Regions from separate parts of the Homo sapiens genome. Here region 1 is linked to region 2. The links are chromatin contacts, found by Hi-C or POLR2A ChIA-PET in ENCODE. All regions are on one chromosome and are shown on one strand. The core of a region is the stretch at or near the end of the contact, and the rest is flanking DNA. Distances in the headings are between cores, read along the strand shown.

Region 1 (5,562 bases), core at 1,933-4,432, 550 kb before region 2:
CCTGCCTGTGTCTACAGCTTAAACAAAAAAAAAGACAGGGACCAAAATTTAAATAACAAACTAAATATTGTTCCCCTGATGTTAGTCATCTTATAAAAATAATTCTGCCCTTGCTCACAATATTCTTCTCACAACTTTTTGGGAATTACTTTTCAAATCATGTTATTTTTTAAAATTCAATAAGAAACAACTAGTTTTGTTTCCTTCTTTCCATACCTCATTCTTGATCCAAAACAATTATTACTCAGCATGGTAAAGTGCTTGGCACACAACAAGAAGTCATAATAACAACAATAGCTATAACTTAAGTAGCATGTATATACCTGGCACTGTTCTATTGTTCTTTATTATATACAGAACCACGTAATCCTCACAACCACCCCTATGAAATAAGTACTATTATTCTCTTCAATTTCAATTAACGAAACTGAGGCATAGGGAAATTAAGTAACTTGCCGAAGGTCATATAACAAGTACCTGTCAAAGCTGGGATTTGCAACCAGTCATCTGGCTGCAGAGCCTGAGCTATTTATCTCTGCAAGAATATTTATTCAATGCGTGAATGAATGATCAGCCACTCTGTTTACCCAACTTGGTCCCAAACGACTTCTGGCTCCGATGTCTTCTATTAAGGATGTGGGGATGATGTTCAAAATTAGATATAAAAATTCCGGTTGTTTTGTTTTTCAAATGAATCTCACTGCACCTGCACGATACTCAGAGCTCCTAATTCTGGTTTTCAACTGAAGGCCATGTTAGTTCTCAAAATCTCTATAAATCATCTTACCCACCCCTTCACCTTTCATCTTCAGACACAGGGTCAGTTAACTCCCTCCTTCCACGGGCAAAGAAGTGTTGTCAAAACTCGGAAGAGGTCAGCCACAAAGCTTGATGGAACCCTATCCTCAGGCCAAGGCAAAAGAGAAGAAACTGGAATTAACAAGGAATACGGGAGCCCTCACCAAGTCCAAGGACTTACCTGGGAGCAGGAAGGGGCAGCAGAGGAAAGTAAGCAGTAGGAGGAGAAAGGTCGACAGAAGAGCAATGAACACAGGCTGCAAACCTGGGTTTATGCAGGGCCACGAAGCTTGGGTGGGACCCAGGAACAAGGCTGTTATAGTCAGGGAGACAGACGTCTGTCAGGTACAAGGAGGGACTCCATCCTCATCAGTATCCCGGTCACCCGGGGAGAGAGGCTGATAAAGCCCAGGCAGCTTTTCAAAGTCACTGTAACCAGGATTCAGGATCAGGCTCTAGGCCTGGCAGAAAACCAAGCAGAAATCTGATCAGACGCCCAGTTAAATGGACAAGCATGCATGGGGGGCATCCCCTGGGATGCCAGTACTGGGCTCAGTTCCATGCCCAGGAAGGACAAGATGGAGACCCTGAAACTCTTCTTGGACCCGTCTGAACTGGCCTGAATCTGTAGCTGTCCAGGGACAGAGGAGGGAGGGCTACACCTTCGTGTCCTCTGCTGCATGGATGAAGGTTACCATCCGTGTGGAGAAGTTTGGCCATGGTGAGGTATGCAGAATCTCATAAAACCAACTATTAAAGGTGGCCCTTGTTTATTCAAAGTACCTACTTAGAAATCCTACAAAAGAAGGGATGCCCTTGTCTGGAAGAACCTTTGCAAAGACAACCTTGTCCTTGTCAATCTTCTGAGGTGACAGCATAGTGAAACATCTCTTTCCGATTTGCATCTCCAGGAGGTAACGTCCATGGGCCTCACACTGAGCTCCTTCCTGAACACGTCAGATTTTTATTATTATTAAATTTACCTAACAAAGAAACTACTTAAGACGAACTGACTTTAAAAGAGAAGGAAAAAATGAAAGGAGATAGGAAACAAGACTTAATACACATGCAATCATTCCTTAAAAGATATAAAATTCTCCCTTTGAAACCAAATTTGCATATTACACGCACCTGTTTTAAAGAGGAAACACCACAAAAGGTACATGTAAAGATGGGCAGAATCAGCATGCATTTACCTAGAAATGCCCCTCCGAAGACTTCCTACATCTGTAAAATACTCTCAACAGCAGCCACTGCCTACCCCAAGCACCCAACGAAACATGACACTTCCCCAGATCTGTATCTTCATTAAATTCTACTCCTCCTCCATCTCCATCTCTTTGAAAAAGACAAAAATAGTAAATGAGGAAGATGTGGAGATGAGAAGTAATGTTAATATTTACAATAGGTGGCCACATATAACAAAGACTTAAGTTTGCTATGCTAACATAAAGGACCAGTGAAAAATAATTTTCCAACATCTGATTACTGCAGATTCAGTTGCTATTATTTGGAAGCTGTATTTATCCCTCAAGAGTCAGAAACCTAAACAAAAAACGAAACAAAACCACGAAGGAAAATTATGGTGCGGTGTGTGTGAGAACACACGTGCACATGCGCACACATACGCGCGCACACACACACGCACTCACACACACACACACGGTACAGATATTGTTTTTAAAATAATGTTCATTACTGAGTCTTAAGGTACCTCACTGTATTTAGCAATGACCTACAGACTCCCTTCTGGTCCTCCCAAAGTCAAAACCCCTGGTGTCATCTCTTAATGAAAAGCTGTCTTTCTCATGATCCTGCCCATCAGCCCCTTCCACAACCCCCACGATGCAGAAGCTGCCTGCCGCAGGGTGCTTCAGAGTTTGTTTTGTTGTTGTTGCTTAAGATTAGGCCATTCTTTTTAATTGTGCGATGTTTCCATCCAGTGCTGATTCCCTAAGTCTTGTGTCCGCACCGTGCCCACCCAGGAACACAACTTCCTCGGGGCGTGGCGTGAGTAGCGATAAGACTTTATAAATGAGTATGTTTTCACACCAAGTTTGATGACATTTGGTCTGTAACAATTTTCTTTCCCTTCATTTAAAAGGAACGAAGGAGAAAACAGAAGAGCACGCCTGCAGTGCGCGGCCGCGCCGCGGTCCCCTGCGCCCGGCACCCACGCCCCCGCGCGCCGCAGGACCCGGCCCCCCGCTCCCGGCCAGCGCTCCCCGCGCCCCGCGCCCCAGCCCCGGGCCTTACCGTGCGCGGGGCAGCCCCGGCAGGCCCAGTCGGGCTGGAAGCCGCCGCTGGCTCAGAGCCGCATCCCGGCCCGCGGACGCAGGGGGCGCGCGGCCGGTCCCCGGAGGCGCTGGGTCCAGGCCGAGGATGGTTTTGCTCCCCGCTCCGCTCCGCATTTAGGAGGTGGGAGGAGCGCGCGGCGATGCGCACAGGAAATCTGATAGGTGAGGAGGCCGGCGGGCCGCGCAGGGCGGCGCGGGCTGGGGGACGCGGCGGGCGGCTCCGGGAGGCGACGGGACCCCCAGGCCGGCAGCCGAGTGAAGAGGCAGGAACTGTCTACAAATGCTCCGGCTCCGAAGCCCCGAGGGAAAGAGCATCTTTCACGGAGCACCAGGAATTGACGACGGTGGAATTTGCTCAGATCCCCTGAGGCCGGTTCTTTGAGTTTCTGTCTGGCCCTCCGGGAGAACCGTCCCAAAGTTAACTTTGAAAACACTCACAGGAGAGGGAAGGCTGTGGGGTCCTTCGCTTCTCAAACCCCAGATGCCCCCGGAAAGAACACCGCCCCCGACCACCACCACAACCAGATGTTTTTAAAAAGAGATGCTAAGCAAAAGGCCTGATTATGAGGAATGAGCCAAAGTCATGCAAGGCGTGGGGCGCTATGGGACTGCGCAGTGACGACCCAGTGAAGTAGATGCCTTGACGATTCCCATTTCACGGATGAGACGACTCCGGCACAGAGAAGTCAGAGGGCCTGTCCTGGGTCACACAGCCACAGGCGGCCCCCAGGTAAATGAATACTGATGTACCACAGCCATAGTGCGGGGGTGGGGGAGGGGTCGCAGGAGCTGAAGCCAGTGGGACCCCACCTTTCTCTGGCAGGAAAAATAGATATATATTTATGTAGACAAATATACATTTTTTAAGGGATTGAGAACATATCATTCAATTCAGTGATCTTCAACCCTGGCTGCAGTAAAATCTCTTGGGAAACTCTTAAAAGTCCCAATGCTCAGGCGCCTACCCCAAGCCCAATGAAGCTGGCTTATTTTCCTTAATGTCATAACTTCAGCAGCTTCAGAGCAGTGCCAGCCCTTTCTTCCCCACGGCTGACATGTGATCCTTCTTGCACAAAGATGACGTGAGCTAATAGGGAAGTGAGGAGAGACCCCCCGCTCCAAAAACAAATTAGGAACATGGAGTCCAGAGCCTAAAAGGTGTAGAATCGCTTCAGAGAACGGACAGGCCTCGGAAGCTTGAGCGTCGGGTTGGAGGGAAGCCTATGAGGGGTCTGATGGAGAGGAACGCAGCCGTGGGGCAGCAATCACCAGCCGGGATTATTAAACTCCCACGCGATTCTGCACGTGGCTTTGTGCAGCTCCCGTTTCCTGGGGTAACCATACGGGCCTGGCACACTCACAGCTGAGCAGGGCCAGACAGGATGCCGCCTCAGGCAGCATCAAGTGGGGTGGGTACCAGCCCAGAGGGGACAGGAGGTGAGCCTGCCTGCCTTCCGGGGTGCCCCCTGCCCTCTCCCTCCCAGTCCCCGGTTGCTGTTCCCCCCACTCCCTTCCCACCCTTTCCTCCTTTCCCACCCAGCACGTCCTGCACCAAGAAGCACATCAGACCTCTGTCCAGCTACGGACACCTCAATTGAGCCGGCACCTGAGGGGCTATGACATGGGGCAGGTGTTTTTTTAATAAAGGTGGTGGGGGAGGAGGGTGCAGGACCCAGAGAAAGGGCCCTGGGAGACTGAGACTTAGAGCTCTGCTCTGAGGGGCAGGGGGCCAGTCTCAGCAGGGGCCACAGAAGCCAAGCCTGGATACATGTCAATACCGACATATAAATTACATTTATATGTTAAATGTAAACAGTTAAAATACACTTATTGCGCTCCAAGTATAAAAATCAGGGAATCGTTCAGGTAGAATTTCAGCTTTGGGTGCTGGTGGTGGAGCTGGAAGCTTCTTCCCTGAAATTGTCCTTGGGAGGAGGGTCCTCCATTTTTTGTTTCCAAGACCAGAGTAATTTAATTATACTACAATGACTTCTTCATTTGAGCAGCTTGTTTTCAATTAGGCTAGTAAGTGGTATAAAAACAAGGATAAGGGAAACGAATTGGAGGGCTAAGGGCCTCTGCATGGGGACAGTGTTCCAGCTGAGACCCCCCATGGTGAAAGGGCAGAAATGAGGAGGGAGCATTCCAGGCAGATGAGATCACAGCAAAGGCAAACACCCTGCACCAGGAACGTACCTGCTCACTGCTTAGCACTACCATGTAGAAAATAGGCTGTAGCAGAGGGCAGATCATAAGTCAATGTGCGCAAATTGCTTAGCCCAGTGAGCACCACTGTGAGATGGGCTAGCCATGGCCTTGGGTCTTGGAGATACCTGTCAAGAAAGTGAAAGCATCCATCCATCCATCCTAGGCCAGAGCTCATGGTCTCAGGCTCTGAAATTGGTCTTTGCTAAACTGTACGAGAGGCCGAGGCAGTGGCCCAGGCAGTGGTCTGCTCTGTCCCGGT
Region 2 (5,457 bases), core at 2,151-4,650:
GGTATTTCTGGTTCTAGATCCTTGAGGAATCACCACACTGTCTTCCACAGTGGTTGAACTAATTTACAATCCCACCAACAGCGTAAAAGCATTCCTATTTCTCCACATCCTCTCCAGCGTCTGTTGTTTCCTGACTTTTTAATGATGGCCATTCTAACTGGCGTGAGATGGTATCTCATTGTGGTTTTGATTTGCATTTCTCTAATGACCAGTGATGATGAGTTTTTTTTCATGTTGCTGGCTGCATAAATGTCTTCTTTTGAGAAGTGTCTGTTCATATCCTTTGCCCACTGTTCAATGGGGTTGTTTGTTTCGTGTAAATTTGTTTAAGTTCTTTGTAGATTCTGGATATTAGCCCTTTGTCATATGGTAGATTGCAAAAATTTTCTCCTATTCTGTAGGTTGCCCATTCACTCTGCTGATAGTTTCTTTTGCTGTGTGGAAGCTCTTTAGTTTAATTAGATCCCATTTGTCAATTTTGGCTTTTGTTGCCATTGCTTTTGGTGTTTTAGCCATGAAGTCTTTGCCCATGCCTATGTCCTGAATGGTATTGCCTAGGTTTTCTTCTAGGGTTTTTATGGTTTTAGGTCTTACATTTAAGTCTTTAATCCATCTTGGGTTAATTTTTGTATAAGGTGTAAGGAAGGGGTCCACTTTCAGTTTTCTGCATATGGTTAGCCAGTTTTCCCAACACCATTTATTAAATAGGGAACCCTCTCCCCATTGCTTGTTTTTGTCAGGTTTGTCAAAGGTCAGATGGTTGTAGATGTGTGGCATTATTTCTGAGGCCTCTGTTCTGTTCCATTGGTCTATATATCTGTTTTGGTACCAGTACCATGCTGTTTTGGTTACTGTAGCCTTGTAGTATAGTTTGAAGTTAGGTAGCATGATGCCTCCAGCTTTGTTCTTTTTGCTGAGGATTGTCTTGGCTATACAGACCCTTTTTTGGTTCCATATGAAGTTTAAAGTAGTTTTTTCTAATTCTGTGAAGAAAGTCATTGGTAGCTTGATGGGGATAGCATTAAATCTATAAATTACTTCGGGCAGTATGGCCATTTTCACAATATCGATTCTTCCTATCCATGAGCATGGAATGTTTTTCCATTTGTTTGTGTCCTCTCTTATTTCCTTGAGAAGTGGTTTGTAGTTTTCCTTGAAGAGATCCTTCACGTCCCTTGTAAGTTGTATTCCTAGGTATTTAATCCTTTTTGTAGCAATTATGAATGGAAGTTCACTCATGATTTGGCTCTCTGTTTGTCTATTATTGGTGTATAGGAATGCTTATGATTTTTGTACATTGCTGTTGTATCCTAAGACTTTGCTGAAGTTGCTTATCAGCTTAAGGAGATTTTGGGCTGAGACGGTGGGGTGTTCTAAATATACAATCATGTCATCTGCAAACAGAGACAATTTGACTTCCTCTCTTCCAATTTGAATACGTTTATTTCTTTCTCTTGCCTGATTGCCCTGGACAGAACTTCCAATACTTTGTTGAATAGGAGTGGTGAGAGAGGGCATCCTTGTTTTGTGCCGGTTTTCAAAGGGAATGCTTTCAGCTTTTGCCCATTCAGTATGATACTGGCTGTGGGTTTGTCATAAATAGCTCTTACTATTCTGAGATACGTTCCATCAATACCTAGTTTATTGAGAGTTTGTAGCATGAAGGGTGTTGAATTTTATCAAAGACCTTTTCTGCATCTATTGAGATAATCATGTGGTTTTTGTCATTGGTTCTGTTTATGTGATGGATTACCTTTGCTGATTTGCGTATGTTGAACCAGCCTTGCATCCCAGGGATGAAGCTGACTTGATCTTGGTGGATAAGCTTTTTGATGTGCTGCTGGATTTGGTTTGCCAGTATTTTATTGAGGATTTTTGTATCAATGTTCATCAGGGATATTGGCCTAAAATGTTTTTTTTGTTGTGTCTCTGCCAGGTTTTGGTATCAGGATGATGATGACCTCATAAAATGAGTTAGGGAGGAGTCCCTCTTTATCTGTTGTTTGGAATAGTTTCAGAATCTTGTGTGTATTTTATACTTGCAGCACATTTTAATTATAACTTGCTGCATTTCAAGGGCTCAACAGCCACAGTAGGTAGTGGCCATTGTATTGGGCAGCTCAGCTCTAAATCTTTGCTACTTAAAGTGTGGGCTGCAAGGACCAGCAGCATCTGCATCAACTAGGGGCTGTTAACATGCAGAATGTCAGGCCGTGCCAGACCTACTGAATCTGCATCTGGATTTTAATCCGGTGAGAGGCTCTGATCTAGGGAGCTTCTCTTCAGACCTTTCAGCCCGAGGAAGGATGCATCCATTCCATCTGGGTGCACTCTGGGAGGTGGTGGGTTATCTAAGTTCTTCTTCTACTTTCCCGAAGAGTGATTTCCCGAAGCTTTTCTGCCTTTCATGGGTAAGTTTAGATTCCCATATACAGGACTCCTGTAAACGGCAGTTCCATCCTGTGAAATCTACGTGGAGGTCAGTCCATGCATTGCACCTTTGGCTTATTTGCATACTGATGCTGGGGTAGATGCAGTCACGGCAGACACACCTGTGGCTAAAGAAGGAAGCCTGGTGAGGATGAGGGTGTGTTAATGGAGCCTCTGCCTCCTTAGGTGTCTGAGTGGAGCACTGGGCCTGTGTGTGTGGGTGCCCCTCGCTGAGGCCGGCCAGCGTGGCTGGAGCAGGGTCCAGGCAAGGGTGAATTCGCTCCTCGCCAAGTCCTCTTGGTGTCTCTATTTTCCCATCGATAAAAATGGAGCTTACAGCCCCAGAGGGCAGTTTGTTGAGATTGGAGAAGACATTTGAGAGCCACTGGGGAGTGACGGAATGAAGTACAAATGCTGGAAACCACACAGATGTGCAGATGCGATATGGAAATGTTGGAGTGATAATCTCCAGGCAGGAAATCCAAGAAATTCCCAAGTTAAGATTTTTACCAGAAAGGTCAAATCATCCTCAGGAGGGATATCAAGAAGAGGAAAAATAAAATAAAACAAAACCACCAAGAAATCTAAGAGATTATGGACAGAACTATCCAGCCAGATCTCCCAGGGTGCCAATGACTCCATGGGAGAGGAAAAGGCCTGATGATGGCTGTATTAATATTCTGAATGCTTCTGGAACTTTCTAGGCTTATGGGTTGTATAGGATTTACTCAGATCTCTCTCTGCATTTCTTTCATATGATTTTAAAGAAAGATTCCTAAGAGGGCACTGGCATAAAAATTCCTTTTACACAAACACTCCACTGGAAAGCAAGGCCCTGCTTATGGGAGGTGCTAGGGCTTCGGGCCTCTGAGGAAATGTCTGCTGAGAGAGCCCCTGACCTGGCATGCTCTGCCCTGCTGAGGGACTAACAGTCTGCTTTCCTGTGGAGAAAGGCAGGAGAGGAGTGTGCATAATCCCCTGGATCACGTCTTGCAACAGAACAAAAACTGTAAAACGCCCAAGTTGTCTCTGGCACAGAAGTTTCTAGAACAGTGATTACCTAGTGATAGTCATTTACCAAGCTGCGCTCCTTTGGGGACATCCGAGAGTCAAATATGTGAGATTATTGCACTTTTTTCATTCCTTTGGTCATACTGAGTGGAAACATAAATGTATCAATCCTTTGTTTACGGCGCCTCAGAAACAGAGTGGCACGTTGCCATCTTACACCAGATGTGACTTTTAGGTGCTAAGAGGCACCCTGGGGTGGTGCCAGCTCTCTCTCAGAGGATGTTACCTAAACACATCACTCAAGACTCAAGACTCAAGAGTATTATTTCAAATGGCTCATAGTTCACCTACTCTTAAAAACTAAAATAACTATCTGTTTTTCCTAATTCGCCAGGTCATATGTGCCCATTGTATTAAAAGAAAGTTGGAAAATTAGTGTAAAGGATGACATTTATCCATAATAAGCCCACCACCCAAAATAGCCACTGCAAACATTTGGGCATTGAACATACTGATTTACATAGCTTGGATCTTACTATATTGATATTTTTTCCTGCCTTTTCCCACGTAATATTGTGTCATAAGCATTTTCTATGTTACTGAAAATTATTTGTCAGCATGGTTTTTAAAAAACTTAACGCAAAATTTAAAAACATATACCAAGTTAGAGAGCCATTTATCATGAAGCGAATGTACTGACCACCTAGCCTCAAAAATTATCAATTTAGCCAATCTTGTTTTTTCTAACCTCTTTAATCTTTGCCCTTACCCAATTGTTTTGAAGCAGTTTCCAAGAATCAGATAATTTTATCTCTAAATGTTTCAGTGTGTATCTGAAAGATAAGGAAAAGACAAAGAACTTAAAAACAAATAACCACTATACTGTTATCTCATATAAAAACAATCTTTTAAAATATCAGCAAATACTTAGTCAGTGTTTACAGTTCCTAAATTGTCTTAAGAATTTTTTTGGATGATTTATTTGAATTGGGATCCAAACAAGTTTAGTTTGTTTAAATTGGTTCATAAGTCCCTCTCTGGTTGTATGGTCATTTATTAATTGAAAAAATCAACGCATTTGCCTTGTAACTTCCTATAGTGCCATGCTTTTGTCTAACATGTTTCTCTATGCCTTGCTTTTCCTAAACTTTAGTAGTTGGAGCTAGAGGTTTGATCAGATTTGAGTTTAAATTCTTGAGTGTTAAGATGACTTCATAGATGTTGCTGGGCTCTTCTATCAGAAAGTATTTAAAACCAGCTTCTCTCAGGTTTTCTTGTGGTTTCCATTGCCTTGATCCATGAATTCATTAGGAGTTTCAAAATGTGACATTAGATCATCCCTTCTTTGTTTACTAATTGGAATCCTTTCGCCCATCAATTCTTTTGTTATCCTGCAGTTTGTATTGTGAAGGCAAAGATTAGTAAATGCCTTATCTTTTCTCTTTATCAACTTCAGAGTAGCGATGTGGTTCATGACCATCTTCCAGTTGTGAGCAGTGAGCTTTTTAATATTATTATGAACCTATGGATTCAGCCTATTGTAGTTATTATTTTTATTGATGCTTAAATTATATCTTTTTTTTTTTTGAGACAGAGTCTCCCTCTGTCATCCAGGCTGTAGTGCAGTGGCACAATCTGGGCTCATTTCAACCTCTGCCTCCCAGGTTCAAGCCATTCTTGTGCCTCAGCCTCCTAAGTAGCTGGAATTACAGGTGTGCACCATTATGCCCAGCTAATTTTTGTATTTTTAGTAGAAACGGGGTTTCACCATTTTGGCCAGGCTAGTCTTGAACTCCTGGCCTCAAGTGATCCACCCGCCTCAACCTATCAAAGTGCTAGGATTACAGGTGTGAGTCACCATGCCTGGCCTTTATTTTTGATGAGTAAGATTTTATTCAGATGAACTCCTGATTTCTTTTGGCATGCCCCTATTAATGTTTGGTAGCTTCTTTGATTTCTGGATGACACAATTTTAGATTCATTGTGTGTATTTTCATTTTCGGATCTGGAATCAGC

What was found. A loop is a pair of places that touch in the nucleus more often than their neighbours do. ChIA-PET counts read pairs that join two places held with the same protein, here RNA polymerase II (POLR2A).
Region 1: a loop to region 2 is called in a map of IMR-90, with 15 times the contacts of the local background. The contact joins the promoter of B3GALT5 here to the enhancer-like site in region 2. A Hi-C loop is called at or near these places in 1 of 168 maps with a recorded cell type or tissue (IMR-90). POLR2A ChIA-PET finds 5 or more read pairs at or near these places in 1 of 52 experiments (activated CD4-positive, alpha-beta T cell).

Annotation. Positions count from the first base shown.
Region 1 is chr21:39,610,560-39,616,121 of GRCh38, reverse strand. B3GALT5 (beta-1,3-galactosyltransferase 5) reads right to left here and starts at 3,182. Exons shown (of 4, transcript NM_001356336.2): 1 at 3,055-3,182. It overlaps B3GALT5-AS1 (B3GALT5 antisense RNA 1), which reads left to right and starts at 3,300. Exons shown (of 3, transcript NR_026542.1): 1 at 3,300-3,825.
Region 2 is chr21:39,064,899-39,070,355 of GRCh38, reverse strand. The region is part of intron 3 of LINC02943 (long intergenic non-protein coding RNA 2943); the gene reads left to right. Among named protein-coding and RNA genes, the nearest start is that of LINC02943, 17 kb to the left of the region's middle. Within about 2 kb of position 3,400, at least 2 of the 41 ENCODE cell types and tissues checked have a DNase peak (open chromatin) inside an H3K27ac peak, as active enhancers do.